Regions from separate parts of the Homo sapiens genome. Here region 2 is linked to region 1. The links are chromatin loops, found by intact Hi-C in ENCODE. Cell type or tissue: Caco-2. All regions are shown on one strand. Links, peaks and the distances in the headings refer to the core of each region. The heading gives the core; the rest is flanking DNA.

What was found. Hi-C counts contacts between places; a loop is a spot of excess contacts. Peaks named below come from ENCODE experiments on the same cell type or tissue, not always from the same donor. Only the 100,000 strongest peaks of a DNase experiment are listed, where the experiment ranks them.
Region 2: it touches region 1 in a loop (17-fold over the local background); 4 of 110 quality-filtered maps call a loop at or near these places.

The regions. Positions count from the first base shown.
Region 1 is chr2:7,376,531-7,379,448 of GRCh38, reverse strand. It overlaps LOC107985847 (a long non-coding RNA gene), which reads right to left. Exons shown (of 3, transcript XR_001739269.2): 3 at 795-2,918. Among named protein-coding and RNA genes, the nearest start is that of LINC01871, 350 kb to the left of the region's middle. In Caco-2, for the core only: a CTCF peak has its summit at 1,119; a DNase peak (open chromatin) is centred at 1,098.
Region 2 is chr2:7,117,701-7,120,618 of GRCh38, reverse strand. No RefSeq gene overlaps it. Among named protein-coding and RNA genes, the nearest start is that of GRASLND, 200 kb to the right of the region's middle. In Caco-2, for the core only: a CTCF peak has its summit at 1,420 (motif pointing left); no DNase peak of the experiment used is centred there.

The sequences.
Region 1 (2,918 bases), core at 122-2,621:
CACATAGCTGTCTTCACATAGTCTTCACTCTGTGGACACCTGCCTTCACATTTTCTTCTTTTTATAAAGACACTTGTTCTATTGTATTAGGAGCCCACCTCACTCCAGGATGACTTCATTTTAACTTAACTAATTACATCTGTAACATGACTTAGTTTCCAAATAAGGTTGCATTTTGAGTTTCTGGGGTTAAGACTTTCACATATATTTTTGGAAGACATGATTTAGCTTAATACTGGTTTTACTCTTGCATAGACAGGGTGATTTATACTTTCTTGCAGTGTCTATGTAACTTGAAGCCTTAATTCATTAAGATTAGTGTGATTTTTATTTTGTTACTTTTTCTTCATCCACTCATTTCCTTTGTCACTTTAAAATATATATATATTTTAAAGTTGAGACAGCAGCCAGGGCTGTAGGCAGAGCCTGACTCTGATGGCCCTCTGGCCCTTCAGATGGGCAGTTTCTCAGTGGCAATGACAAGAAACCCAGGCAGCCACACGCACACACATGCCACATGGCTTTGCAAACGAGCGGTAGAGGCAGGAATATCTTCAAAGCATATGGAAAGCAGGGAGATGAGGAGGTGCGCTGGAGCCAGGACAGTGACGAGCTTCGCAGGGCTCTGGCGTGCAGGGGAGGGGACAAAAATAACCAGCAAATCCCTTCTCTGCGGAGAACCACCAGTGAAGAGGATCGACAGACAAGTGACGGGAGGAAACAGGACGTGGATCTGGGCTTGCAAACCGGACAGGTTGTGGCTCCAGATGGCAAAAAAGGAAGAAAAGGAACCATGAGCAACAACAACAGTTTTATTCAGTTTGAACATTTACAAAGTTTTCTTTAATTATTACTCCCTTCTGGGACTCCAGCTGCACAAAGAGTTGAGGGCAGACGCACCAGGGAGGCCGGCTAAGCCAGGAGCTGGCGGCACAGCATCTACTGAGCCCGGCCAGCTCGGGACATGAGTGGGCAGGAAGCTCTTGATTGTGTTTTCCAAGGGACTCAGGTGACAGTCTGTCAGGACGTGTGGCTTGGGTTTCTCTCCCTCAAGGTACAAGTGCTTTGAGCTGCGCTGAGCAGACAGCTGGGCTGAGAGTGGTGTGTCTCACTCCTGGTCAGTCACTGCCCCTGGGGGCAACTGCGTGAACGGCTGCCTGGCAGGATTTTCCAGGCCTCTGGCAAAGAGCCAGAATATGCACTGTGCAGAAGAAGCCAGGCACACTGGATGGGAGTGTGGAGAAAGCAAGAGTGGATGTTTTCAAAATATTCCTCTGCAAAGACAGAAACTCCCAGGGCAATGTCAGTTCCTCACCTGCAGTTGAGTGTGTGTGTGTGTTTGAAAGGTAGGACTGCGCCCTGCCAGAAGTACAGGGGGTGGAGGCTGTGGAATGCAGCCTGAGCCTCGCTAATCTCTGCTCAGAGCCCAGGACAGCTGCTGCTGCTCTGAGAGCCTGGGTCTTCTCATATGCCCCGCAAGTTCCAGTCCTCTGGAGAGAGAAGTCTGAGGTATGCACACACAGAGGGCAAGGCTGCTATCTGCTCGCACAAAAAGCACATTTACCATCACCCAAAAAGTGCATCCCCAGGCAGGCCTGGGCCGCTATCTTTTCAGTTGAAACCATGACAAGTCACGTTCACAGGTGTGGATGCCAACAGATTCTAACCCAAGCATGAGAGTCTTTGACTTGATTAAAATGTTGCACCACATGCAGTAGAGATATATGGTGTTTCTTGGTACACATCTGTATGCATTCCTCTGCCAGTTGCCCATCTTTGCTGCATAATATTTCTCTATGATATGAAATTATTTTAGACTCCAAATAATTATACCTTGCTTTAATGGAGTGTTTTTATTTGAGAGATCAAAATCTTCAGTGCCGTCATGAAATTGTTTTCTTTGTCCTTACAGAATATTTCTTTTTCTCCTATGCATGCCCCACTGCATATAGAGGTGTCGTAGACTCTGAACTCCTTGAAGATATGGTCCAGTCTTAGCATGATCTGTTTCCTCATTTCCCAAAACAGAGCTGGATACAGTAAGAACCCAGTGATTATTTATTACAGCAAACACAATGAGAGCCAGGCACCCTAGGTGTGAACTCAACAAGCCTGTGGACATGAAGTTGATGCTATCAGTCACCAAATAACCTCTGAGAAACACAGAGTACAGAGTCAGCATAGCAACCTCTAAGGGCAGGGCCTGAGTCCCACGAATCTCAAGGCCAAGGTGGTGGAGTGATCAGTTGTTGGTAGGTGTCATCTGACGGGAGGAGTGGGAGCCTGGAGGAGAGGCAGGGTGCCCTGCCAGATAGGTCTTTGACTGAAAGCCATGCTGATTCTGATGACAGTTTTTGGTGATTTTGGATAAATCTCTTGGTCCATCAGGGAAGACATTCCAGGTGAAGAGAATGCCCCGAAAAAAAATGAGAATGGTCATTTCTGATGACAACATAAGGAAGCCAATTTGCAGGAGTGAAATGTGCTGGAGATAAAGAAGTATGTCAGCTTCCAGCAATATCTTCTCCACTGAGCAGGGAAGACCACTCAAGGCTCAGACTCTGAAATGATGTGAGTCTTCAGAGGTTGTACCACTTCCCTAATGAGAACACACCAAAACCTCCACATCAGCAATGGGTCATTCTGTCTTTCAGCTAAAAAAAAAAATCATTGAAATTTCAAAAAAGGCAGTGTAAGGGGCAAAAACATTTTGGATGTTATCATCTCAAAGGTTGCAGCAGATTCTAGGAACAACAGGGAAGTCTCATGTGCACAATGCAGGGGCCCATGCCCTGAATGCTTCAACCAACTCTGGTTTCATAGAGAAAATGGAGAAATGCTCACTCCAAGGCCAGCTTCGATGAGCCTGACATTGAACAAGATACACATGCTGGCTGCCTTGGATGGCAGCTAGGACC
Region 2 (2,918 bases), core at 177-2,676, 260 kb after region 1:
CTATGTAACAAACCGGCACGTTCCAAACCACCATAACACATGTATGCCTACGTAACAAACCGGCACGTTCCAAACCACCATGGCACATGTATGCCTATGTAACAAACCGGCACGTTCCAAACCACCATGGCACATGTATGCCTACGTAACAAACCGGCACGTTCCAAACCACCATAACACATGTATGCCTACGTAACAAACCGGCATGTTCCAAACCACCAGGGCACATGTATGCCTACGTAACAAACCGGCACGTTCTGCATATGTATCCCGGAACTTAAAGTAAAATAAAAAAATTTAAAAAAAGAATAAGCCACTCTGCTAAACAGCAACCCCAAATCCCAACCCAGCCCTCAGTACAGGCCTTGCTGGGGATGAGAGACGCTGCTTGAGAAGATGATGGATCATGCTGTATGCCCATCTGGTCTCCAGCTCCAGGCTCTCCCAATTTTTCTTCATTTCTTTTGTTTTCTCTATTCAGATGTGAACACACTGTACTTAAATTCTATGGCCATGTGCTAAGCTGTATGTTAGCATGTCAAGGCCCAATTTACTGACATAGCAGTTTTCCTGTGTACCTAAAGGTATACAAATTCTGACTTCTTATTTGTATTTCATGATGTTTGAACTTTAAGTGAATGACCATGTTTGCAAAGAACAAAGCACATTTTGAAATATAGTTTTGAATCTCGAAACCATTACCACCTTTCCCAGTGGTGTTGGCCCAGCCACACCAAATGCCCTGGCCACAAGGGAATCTAAATTGGGTTCACTTAACAATGCTGTATTCTGCATAGAGAACTGGGAGAAGTCATGTTTACATCCACCACATTATCCCTGTGGTCCAAGCTATACCAGATACATAGAAGAAACAGTGGGGCCTAGCAAAAGATGGCTTTCCTTCTAGCTCCACCACTCATGACCTGAGTGTCCTTGGGCAAACCACGTAATCCTGTGAGCTCCAGCATACAAGCTTCTTGCTGAAAGTGTCCTCAGGAGAGCTAATCCTGGAGCGCCAGACACCAGCACGTGCACAGCAAAATTCCCTGTGTTCCCCTGAGGCTTGTGGTCCAGGAGACAAGGAGGGGATTCGGTCACTGCTCCTCTACATCCTTGTGAGGCCAGGACAGCAGCCCTGGGGCTGCAGGATGGATGAGATCATGAGTGATTGCAGATTGGGACCAGTCCCACGGTCTCTCTTCCCAAGGGATGGGTGCTGAAAGTCCTGGGCTCAGCGTTTAAAGACACGCTGATAATTTACAGCCTTTTATGAGGTTTCACATTCATTTTGGAATTTCTTTTGCCAAGTTTGAATCTCATGTTGGGCCTTTTCTCTTTTGGGTAAAAATATCTCTGGGCTGGCCCGGGCCCTGGAAGCAGCAGGGTTTTCTGCTACAACAGTGACACCTGCTGTTGAGGACAAAGTGGGTGATTTCTCAAAGACAATTCTCTGTAGGGCCAAGATTACTTTCATATTTCCAACATCTGGAAGGAGAAATCAATTCATTTTGCAGGGAATAAGTACTGCTGTGCTGAACAAGCAAAAAATCAAATGAGAGGCCAGGGATAGGAAGAAATAAATAAAAGGAAAGAAAATGTCTGCTTGGTTGAGAAACAAAGAAATCAAAGACCCCCCTGGCTTGGCACAAAGCAGCCTGGTCATGGGTCTGCCCTGCCAGAAAAGACTAAACAACAGGTGGCCCTCTCCACCCAGGACTCTGAGAAGTCAGAGCTGTCCCTGGGCACCTCCGTCGAAACACAGGACACTGAGACCAGGCATCCTTAGAGCAGAGTCTGTCCACAATGAAGCTGGCACCTGCAGATGGAACTGCTGAGGTCCTGTCACCATGGGGTGCGGGGAGTGAGAAATGAGAAATGGCCTCACTCTTCTGTCTGCCCTGCATTGTGAAAAAGAATCCTGTTTGCTCCAGGCTCACCAGAGTTCACCTGACATTGCAGACACGTTCAACAACATAGCTCCCTGATTCCTTTAACGCCCTAGAAATTCAAACAGGAAACATTTGGCATCTACGCCTATTTCCCATTTGCCCTGTATCTTAGGAAACAATTCTATCACTACTATTTTAATTCACCTTAACTTTTAAATAAGGCAGGATTTGAAGTTTCTGCAATATTTCAACTTCTTATCGTATAGATTTTTTTTTAAGGTAATCTTTGAAACGACCTGTTTTCCAGGTAGTCATGGAAATACTTCCAAAATGACTATTTTGGGGTTCCAAAAATATTTTCTCACCTGTATGTATATAAGGTTCAGCTTTCATTTTGACCCTGATAAGGAATCCATCAATTACATGCCACTAATACCTAAAAAGGAAGAGTCGTCGTTTGGTGGCAGGAGTGACAGTCCTGCTGGGAGGGGCAGAGCACTGTCTGCAGCTGGGTGACCTGGGAGATGTCTTCACCTCTCCAAGTTGAGTCATTGTTCTGTGTGCATCAAGTCAAGAAATCAGTATAACTCAAGAGTTTTTAAACTTTTAAAGAAATCTGTTGAATCTGTTTTGCATATACAAAACACAGTCCTGCATAGAAGTCTAATTATAAAATTATTTATAATACTTTTATATTTTATATATTTATTATATAATATATTATATAGTATTCTAATATATCATATATAATAATATATATTATTATATATTATATATTTTTGTATTTTTATAATAATTTTATAATAATAAAATATAAGATGAGGGTCCCTACTTTCCCCCAAAGCAGCCTTGAAGACTCCCTGGCAGCATGGAGACCGTCGGGGGGCAGTTTGCCAAGCACAGGGCAAGCCGCCCTGATCCCCAGCCCACGGAGCTTTCAAGCTCCAGCACCCCACATCTGCATCTCAGCTACAGAATGAGGGTGCCTCGGCCTGCTGGGCTCCTTCACAGTCACTGTGAGGATCAAGG